Regions from separate parts of the Homo sapiens genome. Here regions 1 and 3 are each linked to region 2. The links are chromatin contacts, found by Hi-C or POLR2A ChIA-PET in ENCODE. All regions are on one chromosome and are shown on one strand. The core of a region is the stretch at or near the end of the contact, and the rest is flanking DNA. Distances in the headings are between cores, read along the strand shown.

Region 1 (3,287 bases), core at 788-3,287, 580 kb before region 2:
CAGCCTGGGCAACAGAGCAAGACTCCGTCTCCAAAAGAAAAAAAAAAAAAAGAAAAAGAAAAAAGAAACAAATACAAGAAAATCAACCAGAAAACATATTCCACTGTTAAAGGCTTTAACAAGTCAGCCCCAGCAAACTTTGAAGACAAGAAAGCAAACCCCTGTGTTATCTATTCTCCAAGAGTAGAACAATGACTTTGGCTTCCCACTGTGCCTTAAATCTGGGCACTGGTGCCTTTACATGCCAAAATATGTAAGGTGATTTTAATAGACGTGCTGAAAGAGAAATTCCATAAACAAAATGGGGTCGTTAAAAGCAAATTACTGTCCCCTACCACTTCAAAGCAGCTACACCACCTGAGGGTGAGGCAGCTCAAAGGTACCAAGCTGGGCTGACTTCAAGTAATTTGATTGCATCTGAAAAGTTTTGTTTCCTTTATCAAACTTCATTTTGATCTTAAAAGATTGATTCACAAACCATTAAAAGGAAACATAAATTGTACTACATAAAAAAATTAAAACAGCAAAAAAAAAAATTGCAAAATTAGAATACAAGCCCTGAACGAGATCGGTTGTATGATAGTTACTTTCTTTAATTTAGAGCTTATAGAAATCAAAATTAAAAGATTAAACAGGAAAAATAAAAATTTTAAAACTCTGAGGGGCAAGGCATATGAAGGCAGTTATTCAAGGAAATACAATCAAAACAGCAATGGTTTTCACAAATGAGTACTTCCAACAATGTTAAGTCTAATGCTCAGGCGGGCTGGTTGATAGGGAAACAGGCACTCTGAAGAATGGAGAGTCCAAACTTGTACAACCTTTTTTTTCTTTAGAGCAATTTGGCAGTAACTGTCCATTTTAAGCACATTTCTGTCGACCCAGCAATCCTACCTCGAAGAATTTATCCCTAGTACACAAGTAAAAGTATGAACGCGTCTGCTGCCAACACTGATGCAATAAAGGAGCACCGCTATGTGTCAAGCACTTTTCTAAATTTAGCTGGAAAATATGGTGTGAACAAAGTCCTTGTTCTCATCGACAAAGCAAAAGCCAAAAAACAGAAACAACCAAAAGGCGCTGGAAATAATCCAGTTCATTGCCATGACCTGATTAAATAAATAACACAGCCATATGGAATGTTACCTAACTTCCAAAGTAATTTGCTATGTTTGTACATGTTAATATGAGAAAAAGTCTTCAAAGATTTCACAGCATGATCCCATTTGTGCAATCGTAAAACAAGTTACTTCGTACTGACTCCAGGATTTTTTGCAGTTTTTAAAAACACTGCATTAACACTTCCAAATTCGAACTCCACCCACCCCCCATCCCGGTTCTAACAATCACACCAAACATCCACCAGTGATCAGCGAAGATGCTCTTCTGCTTTCTCCTTTCCAGAAAGGTTATCGTGCCCAGCAATAGCTCCCTAACCCACACACACCAAACCTCATGCTTATGTAAGCACTCGGCACCGGAGCGGAGAGTGAGAGCTCTCGCTTGGACTCCCGGCTCTTGCCGCAGATCCTGACCGCCTAGAGGGAGGAGTGGGATCACGCTTTCAGCCTCGCTTCCAAGTAAAAGAGTGGCCAACCTTTCTACGGAAAGGCGGGGGACGGGAGTACTACATAATAAAGATAAATGAGAGTCTCACAAAACCCAAGGGCAGGAATGAGAACCCAGGACACGAAGAAAACCCAACAAGCATCCGCCTCTGCTTCCCTCGCAGGGTGGCCCTCTCCCCGGGCCTTCCTGTGTGAGGCAAAGAAGGCTGGACAGGGCCGCTTCGCGCAGCCAGCTGCCGACACCCGGGCCGGGGAAGCCAGCTCATCTCATTCTTCGGGGAGGGAGACCTGGTGCGCTACCTCTCGGAGAAGCTTTTCACCAGCAGCCACACGATGAGCGGCAGGTTCTCGCGCTCGTTGTAGGTAGGTAAAAGCACCGAATATTTGTTCTGTCGTGGACTGCGCACTTCCAGCTCCCGCCGAGACCTGCGAGGACTACGACTGACTTCCAAGGAGGCCATGGCGGAACTGAGCCAGATGCCGGAAGCGGAATTACGTAATGTGGCGCGGAAAAGGACGGGTCGGACCGTACCAAATTCGGAAGCGGGGGATGACCTGTGTGATTGATCGCTAGTTCTTCTAGGGCCATTGCGTGGTTCAATTAGAAATATTCTGGATTTATACATCTTTGAAGTTTAATCTGAAGGTTTCTTCAGGAAGTAAATATCTATTCATCACCTTTTCCCAAGCTCCATAAAGTTTTTTAGTTTATCCCAGTCGCTAGGAGACAGAAGACGGAAGCGGAAATGCCTTTCACGACAACTTCCGGAAGAGGTCGCCATGGCTTCCCGGGAGGAGGTACTCGCCTTACAAGCTGAAGTTGCCCAACGTGAGGAGGAATTGAATTCGCTGAAGCAGAAGCTGGCGTCGGCTCTTTTGGCTGAGCAGGAACCGCAGCCAGAACGGCTGGTTCCGGTGTCGCCGCTGCCGCCGAAGGCCGCTCTGTCCCGAGATGAGATTCTGCGCTATAGCCGGCAGCTAGTGCTGCCCGAGCTGGGCGTGCACGGACAGCTGCGCCTGGGGACCGCGTGCGTGCTAATCGTGGGCTGCGGTGGGCTCGGCTGTCCACTAGCGCAGTACTTGGCAGCGGCCGGCGTGGGCCGCCTTGGCCTTGTGGACTATGACGTGGTAGAGATGAGCAACCTGGCCCGCCAAGTGCTGCATGGCGAGGCACTGGCTGGCCAGGCCAAGGCCTTTTCGGCCGCCGCCTCGCTGCGCCGCCTCAATTCGGCAGTGGAATGCGTGCCGTACACTCAGGCCCTTACGCCAGCCACTGCCCTAGACCTGGTCCGCCGATATGATGTGGTGGCTGACTGCTCGGACAACGTGCCCACTCGCTACCTGGTTAATGACGCATGTGTGCTGGCGGGTCGGCCCCTCGTGTCTGCCAGTGCCTTGCGCTTCGAGGGCCAAATCACAGTCTACCATTATGACGGTGGCCCTTGCTATCGCTGCATATTCCCCCAACCACCCCCAGCGGAGACAGTGACCAACTGCGCGGACGGCGGGGTGCTCGGTGTCGTTACCGGGGTCCTGGGCTGCCTGCAGGCCTTGGAAGTGCTGAAAATCGCTGCGGGTCTGGGCCCCTCTTACAGTGGCAGCTTGTTGCTCTTTGATGCCCTGAGAGGGCATTTCCGCTCTATTCGGCTGCGGAGCCGCAGGCTCGACTGTGCAGCTTGCGGGGAACGGCCCACTGTGACTGATCTGCTGGACTATGAA
Region 2 (3,436 bases), core at 739-3,238:
AAGCAGCACTTGCCAAGAAAAACCATAAAAAGTACCTCCCTTCAGATTTGGCTTGGAAACTATTTCCCCGGAAATCCCCCCACCCCACCCGACAAGGAAAATAAAAGCTGATTACCAATCTGGGAGGGGTGTGAGTATTCGTTCCCTGAAAAACATGACTTTAATCTTAATGAACAGAAAGACCACGGATATTAGTGCGGATCGTTTGCAGATTCTTAATTGTATCTTTTCAAAGCAAAAGATGTCCTCCAGATTGCAACTCTAGAAGACTGGTCTCTTCTGTTGGCTAATTGTTTCCATCTCCAGCCAAGACACAAAATTATTACTAATGACCATCTCTGGGTATCCAAGGGAAGAGGATACCCAAAGCTAAAGCAAACCCCTCACCTAACGTGGCCAGAGAGGACACCGATGGAAGCGAAAACTTCATTATCTGCCTAACACAGTGTTTGTGGGAAACATCAGGCCACCAAGCCTCCTTGACAGGCTTCCTCCACGAGCCAGTCAGCACAAGCCCTTCCTACACACTAGATGGAGGCAAGCCCAGAGTGCGTCTGGAAGCTACTAACAGGCCTGCCACTGAGCCTTCAACAAGCATTGGCTGGGCTGGGCTGGGCTGTCAAAATCAGGAAGCCTGGTTGGGTTTTTTGTTTTTTCCAAGACAACCTGCTAACCAGAAATACACAGTGAGGTTGGGCGTGTGGCCGCTTCCCCCTCCTCCTCCTCCTCCCTCTAACGAATGCTCCTGTTAAACACGTGAAGTGACAGATAAGCATTGGGCCCAGCCCGGGGAAGTCCCCAGCCCCCAGCAACTGAGGGCAGTTGGAGGCACAGAGTGACAAAGTTCAGGCAGAAAGAGCCTGTGTCCTTCTGAATCCATGCTGCAGCTGCCCCTCACCCTACCCCATCCCACCACATCCATTAGGACTAAGCGTAGAAGATCACTTAATATAGCTCAGACCAATCCTCTTGTGAGTGGTAAGTGATGGGTTCAGCAGCAGAACCCAGGGAGGAAATGGGCCGGCCTTATAATACCAAAGGTTTTAACCCTCTCCAGCATCAGACAGACAACCTCTTCCTCAGTTTCAACACAAAGTCCCCGTCAACCACTGCTCACAGGAGGTGATGGGAGCTGCGTGGCCTCACTTCAGTGCCTGGAGGGAAGGAGCGGCCTCCTACCCTTGATAACTGGGTTCAGCTGCACCCCCCTTCCTTCTTTTTTTGGCAACTCCTCCCTGCTAACTCCATTCTTCGCTTCCTCACCTCCTCCCTCCAAAGGCACAGAAATCATGTCCCTTGCCCTTTGACAGCCCAGTCCCAGGCAAGAGGCCAGCAGACAGCACCCGCCCCCCAGCCTTGGGACCTGCCTGCCACCTTTTGTTTTGCTGAGAGTGACCCTCAGGGAGCAGTCATGAGCAACCAGAAACTGGTGCCCCTAAGGGGCAAGAGGGAGCCGACCGCCCCCTAAGGGTGGCAGGGGCCACTGACGCCTCCCCTCCCTGGCACCTGGGTAGGGGCACCCTCCCTCCAGGCCCCTTAGGAAGGGGGACGGCTGGAGCCAAGAGGACTCCTGTGCCCAGTCCCCAGGCCTGAGCCCCTGGCGGGCTCAGGGGCCAGGCCAGGGGTAGCCTCCACCGACCTTCGTTCGGATTCAAATACTCATAGTCGAAGAGGATGGAGAAGTCAAGCTCGTCTTGGGGGCTGCCCCCAGGCTCGTGGCCTGGGGCGTCCCCGCCGTCGGGTTGGGGCTGCCGCTCGGGGGCGTTCATGGCGCGCAGGGCGGGAAGGCTGCGGGGCCGGGGGCGAGGGCGGGCGCGGCTGGCTCTGGGACCCCTCGCAGTGGGGCTGGCGGAGGCGGCTCGAGCGGCGGGGTCCCTTTCCTCGTAGGGACGCACGCCGGGTCCGGGGACGGCGCGCCTGGCGCAGCGGGTCCTGGACGCGCCCGGGGAAGCTGAGCGGCGGCGGCGACGGCGGCGCGAGCTTCCTGCTCCGGAGGCACCTGTTGCAGCCCGGGGAGGCGGGGGGGGGGGGGGCGTGGAGGCGGGGACAGGGCGGCCAGGCCGGCGGGGGCGGGGCCGCCACCAGGGGACCGGAGGGGAGGGGCGCGCGGCCTGGGCTGGCCGGTGCCGGGAGGAAGGAGGCTGTCCGCGGACCTGACCACACTGTCCCGGGCCACCGCTGGGCGCTGGGGCGGCCGCTGTCTCCCACCCTCCACGGGTGAGTGCGACACGCGCTGCGCGAACCAGGGTCTAGACAAGAAAGCTGCCGCCACTAGGACTTTTGCCCTAAGGGACCCACTGGCCCCACACTTTTTCCTGCTTTTCTTCTCCATGGGGTGGAAGGGGGTATCCACCCCCTTCTATTGCAGACCCGTGTCTCCAGGCGTCTCCGTGTGCCCACGGGGGCGGCATGATTTTCACAGTACTTCAGACACCTGCATGGCCCTGAACTCAACTCCCCAGCGCCTAGGAAGGAATCGGACTGACAGCACTAGTCCCCCCCGTTACAGCTATGCCTCCTGGCCACCTACCACGTGCCAGGTGCTGGGCACCCAGCCGGAGCCAGACACTGTTGCCCTCGGAAGCTCAGGCTCTGGTAGTGGGAGAGGCCTGAAGGAGAGAAACAGGACAAAAAGCATCTGCTTATGGGGCCAGGAGAGAACTCACCAGGGTATGGGATAAAGGTTGGGGTGGCTTTAGTCCCTTGGGTGGTCAAGGAGGACCTCTCTGAGGAGGTGACATTTGAAGAAACCTGATTGATGAGGCGATCTTGGGGAAGTGTGTTCTGGCAGTGAGAACCAAAACACAGAGCCAGAGCTCGAAGGGGCTGGGTGTGCTGGAGGGAGAACGAGGAGTACAGTTCTGATGGGGCGGTTGGCAAGTGACAAACACGCCTGGCTGCTTGTTTAAAGCATGATTCCCAGGCCCCTCCCTGGAGCTTCTGATTCCATAAGTCTGAATACAGACTCGTGAATGTGTATTTTTAATTAAGCACCCAACGTGAGCATTAATGAACAGGTACATTTGGCAAACACTGCATAAGGACCCAGTAACTAAAGAACACCCTCCAATAAAACTCTGCCAGGGGGCTCCACCAACTTAGCTGAAGTTGGAAACAGACTCACAGAGGTAGAAAAGATCAAAACAGTGGTCTTCAACCCTTCCCACATATTAGAATCACCTGGGACACCTTTTTAAACTCCCGTGCTGGGCTGCAATCCAAACCCACTGAAGCAGAATTCCTAATTTTTTTTTTTTTTTTTTTTTTTTTTTTTGGAGACGGAGTCTCGCTCTGTCGCCCAGGCTGGAGTGCAGTGGCGCGATCTTGGCTCATTGCAAGCTCTGCCTTCTGGGTTCACGCCATTCTCCTGCCTCAGCCTCCCGAGTAGCTGGGACTACAGGCGCCAGCCACCATGCCTGGCTACTTTTTTGTATTT
Region 3 (3,549 bases), core at 353-2,852, 560 kb before region 2:
TTCCTACGGCCATCCCCTGCTCCAAAAGTGGAGCCTCCATCCTCTCAGGTGCTGAGGCCACAAATCTTGGAATTGTTCTTGACCCCTCTCTTTTTCTTTTTTCTTTTCTTTTCCTTCCTTCCTTTCTTCCTCCTCCTCCTCTTCTTATTCTTCCTCTTCCTCTTCTTCCTCTTCCTCTTCTTCTTCTTCCTCTTCCTCTTCTTCTTCTTCTTCCTCTTCACTCTTGCTCTGTTGCCCAGGCTGGTGTGCAGTAGCGTGATCTTGGCTTGCTGCAACCTCTGTCTCACAGGTTCAAGCAATTCTCCTGCCTCAGTCTCCCAAGTAGCTGGGATTACAGGCACCCACCACCATGCCCGGCTAATTTTTTATATTTTTGGTAGAGACAGGGTTTCACCATGTTGGCCAGGCTGGTCTTGAACTCCTGACCTCAGGTGATCCACCCGCCTCGGCCTCCCAAAGTGCTGGGATTACAGGCATGAGCCACTGCTCCTGGCCCCTCTCTTTTTCTTATTCCCACATTCCGTTTGCCATCAACACCCTATGGGCTGTACCTTCAAAACATGCAGAATCTTCCTGCTTCTCATCACTCACCTGGTCCACATACCATCACCTCTCAGCTGAACTGTTAAAGTCACCTCCTCTCTGGTCTCTTGTTCCCAGAGGGAACGTGTTAACACCTCAGGGGTATCTTTTTACGCCTGTGCTGAAAATGCCCCCCTTCTGGCCTGCTGCAATGGCTCATGCCTGTGACTCCCGCTTGAGGCCAGGAGTTTGAGATCAGCCTGTGCAACATAGCGAGACCCCATCTCTACACACACACACACACACACACACACACACACACACACACACACACATGATTACCTAGGCATGGTGGTGCATGCCTGTGGCCTCAGCTGCTCAGGGGGCTGATGCCAGAGGATTGCTTGAGCCTGGGAGTTGGAGGCTGCAGTAATCTCTGAGAATGTCACTGCACTCTGCCTGAAAACAGAGCAAGACCTTGTCTCTAGAAAAAAGTCAAACAGAAAACCACCCTACGCTGGCTCTCATCTCACTCAGGGTAAAAGTCACATTGCCCAGAGGACTCCGATCTGCCCTCTTCCTCTCCAGCCTCACCACCCTGCTTGCCCTGCCCCCACCACCTTATGTCTGTGCCTCCAACACATCAGGCATGGTCCTCCGGGCCTTTGCATGGGCTGTTCCTTCCACTTTGCCCAAATGTCGCTTTCTCAGGGAGGCCTTCCTTCATTACTTAACTTAAATCATGTATTCATTTATTTTATTTTTTATTATTATTAAATTTGAGATGGGGCTCACTGTGTTGGCCAAGTTGGTCTTGAACTCCTGGCCTCAAGCAGTCCTCTGGCCTCGGCCTCCCAAAGTGCTAGGATTACAGGCACGAGCCACTGTGCCAGGTCAACTTAAATAATTTAAAATTAAGACATGCCAATTACAATCGCATCTCCTCTTGGGCTTCCCCGCTTTGTTTCTCTCCATGGCTCCGTCACCATCTGACGTAGTACATGCTTTCCTTGTTTATTTGTGGAATGATTGATTGAATCACTCTGGCAACCATCTTATAGTCTGAATAAGGTTTGGAATATTCGATGACTCTTTAAAAAAAACCCCTGTGTGATGTGTCTGAGTTTTTGAGTATGCCTAGAAGCACATCTAGAATAGGCCCCTCCTTTGTCTCCAGCTCTCGGAGGCAGTAAAAATTCATTTGCCAATTTAGTGGCTAAAGGAATGAGTAACCCGTTCCTCTTCCCTGTGAGTGAAACGTTCCACTTATATTGTGTCTACACATTCTTTGCAAATGTCAGTTGGAATGAATGAATCATGGGCTGAGGGATTGCACCATATGCAGCTGACCCGATGACTGAATCTCGCCTGTATGATGTCACCAGAGTCAGTGATGTGGGAGGGTTCGTAGGCCAGTGGTGACCCCCTCAAATGGGAAAAGTTACTTCATTGGGAGGTGACCTACCCTACTCAGAGGCCATGCTGAACTTGGGCTGTGTGGCACAGGTCAAGGGTGTAACCTTCGGAGACACTTCTGTCTGTCCTTAAGTCACTTCACTTCTCTGAGTTCCCTTGTGTGCAAAGTGAGGCTAGTGTTCATCTCTTCAACACACATTTGTGGAACAATGTGGGCTGGAGATGTGGAGTGAGCCGGGCAGGTGTGACACCTGTTTCCTTGGAGCTCACAGCTGGTGGGAGAAATAGACGAGACTTCGGGAAAGACAGACAACAATTGCACTGTTGGGACCGGCTTGAAGGAAATGAGAAAGGACAGTGGCACAGGGAGGTGGGGACTGGCACCAACAGGACCCTCGAGGGAGACGGGACCTGGCGCAGACATGCGGGTGGGAGTGAGCCCTCTGGGGTCTGGGTGGAGGCAGCCCAGGCAGGTGGAGGCACCGGCAAAGGCAAATGCTCCGAAGTGGGACAGAGCTCTGTGCGTTTGAGGAAGAGGCAGGGCCAGTGTGGCTGGAGTCCGGAAAGGAGAGAGAGGGGACAGGCTAAAGTCAGGGTTAGAGGACGCAGGGCCAGGCCACTGTGAGAAGTGTGGGCTGTGTTCTGCGGACTTCCTGAGGACTGGGCGGCGCGGTGTGTGAAGCCCAGGGGTCCAGCCAAGGACACTCCTTCCTTCCGTTGGGACTGGGCCAGCAGGGCTCAACAGGACACCCCTGCCAGAGCAGGAGGGCCTCCTCGGTGGGCCCTGTGGCTTCCTCAATCCTGCAGACGTTCCTGGGAGAAAACCAGCTTGTGGCAGGGCTGTGCAGGGCTGGGAAACCGGAGAGGGATTTCAGGGTGGGCACAGTGCGGGGCTGGCCAAGTTTGGGTCGCCTTCCAGCTTTGAGCACTTCCTTAACTATTGAACAGTGGCAGCGAGGTGGGTGGGCTCACCGGTGAGCTCCTTCAGCACGGCAGGGATGCATTTCTCAGGTCGGGCCATGTGGAGCATCCCATCTTCCCATGGGACCAACTCTTCTCCTAAGTCAGTCCCCGGAGGGAAGTGAGTGACAGCGCTGACCTCAGCAGTTTCAGAATGGGGGGATTGGCAGGACAGCTACTGTCCATTACCAGGAGGGGGCGCCAGATCACTTTAAAACATTTGTCATTCTGTACACTTGTGCTTTAAAAAGGCACATTCTTTAAAACCATTTTTTTGTTGTTAAACAACTTTAGTCTGTTTTGTTTTATAGCATAATGGCTATGAAGTCTTAGATTTTCTGTACTGGTTTAGTTTTTCCCTTAATGGACATTAAAATAAATACATCCCAACCACCGCAACCATAGCAATTGTTGTGAACTGCGAGCCAGTTCTAACAGCTGCATAAATATTAACTCATTTAATTCACAAGATCAGCTTATGAGGTGAGTACTATTATTATCCCTGCTTTACAGATGAAGAAACTGAGGCAGAGGTTACTGGGCTTGGCCTCGGTCCCTGCTGTGGCAGGTGTCAGAGGTGGGATTGGAACCCAGGCTCTAGAATCAGGGTTCAGCTCTGTTGCCTCTCTAAGGATTGAGGAGCAGAGGGGC

What was found. Hi-C counts contacts between places; a loop is a spot of excess contacts on that map. ChIA-PET counts read pairs that join two places held with the same protein, here RNA polymerase II (POLR2A). Pooled maps may share reads with other maps.
Region 1: a map of naive thymus-derived CD4-positive, alpha-beta T cell shows a loop between it and region 2 (15-fold over the local background). The contact joins the promoter of DPM1 here to the promoter of NFATC2 in region 2. A Hi-C loop is called at or near these places in 2 of 168 maps with a recorded cell type or tissue (both naive thymus-derived CD4-positive, alpha-beta T cell), 1 of 37 single-sample maps with no recorded cell type and 12 of 50 pooled maps. POLR2A ChIA-PET finds 5 or more read pairs at or near these places in 5 of 52 experiments (CD4-positive, alpha-beta T cell, Caco-2, T-cell and 2 more).
Region 3: a loop to region 2 is called in a map of HepG2, with 2.8 times the contacts of the local background. The contact joins the enhancer-like site here to the promoter of NFATC2 in region 2. A Hi-C loop is called at or near these places in 1 of 168 maps with a recorded cell type or tissue (HepG2) and 5 of 50 pooled maps. POLR2A ChIA-PET finds 5 or more read pairs at or near these places in 2 of 52 experiments (Caco-2 and activated B cell).

Annotation. Positions count from the first base shown.
Region 1 is chr20:50,956,495-50,959,781 of GRCh38, forward strand. It overlaps DPM1 (dolichyl-phosphate mannosyltransferase subunit 1, catalytic), which reads right to left and starts at 2,038. Exons shown (of 9, transcript NM_003859.3): 1 at 1,869-2,038. The coding sequence starts at 2,029. It overlaps MOCS3 (molybdenum cofactor synthesis 3), which reads left to right and starts at 2,324. Exons shown (of 1, transcript NM_014484.5): 1 at 2,324-3,287. The coding sequence starts at 2,349. RefSeq lists enhancers at 1,795-2,284, 2,497-3,107.
Region 2 is chr20:51,540,731-51,544,166 of GRCh38, forward strand. NFATC2 (nuclear factor of activated T cells 2) reads right to left here and starts at 1,989. Exons shown (of 11, transcript NM_012340.5): 1 at 1,640-1,989. The coding sequence starts at 1,769. RefSeq lists an enhancer at 290-959 and silencers at 1,724-1,833, 1,844-2,003.
Region 3 is chr20:50,978,554-50,982,102 of GRCh38, forward strand. No RefSeq gene overlaps it. Among named protein-coding and RNA genes, the nearest start is that of MOCS3, 22 kb to the left of the region's middle. Within about 2 kb of position 1,603, at least 3 of the 41 ENCODE cell types and tissues checked have a DNase peak (open chromatin) inside an H3K27ac peak, as active enhancers do.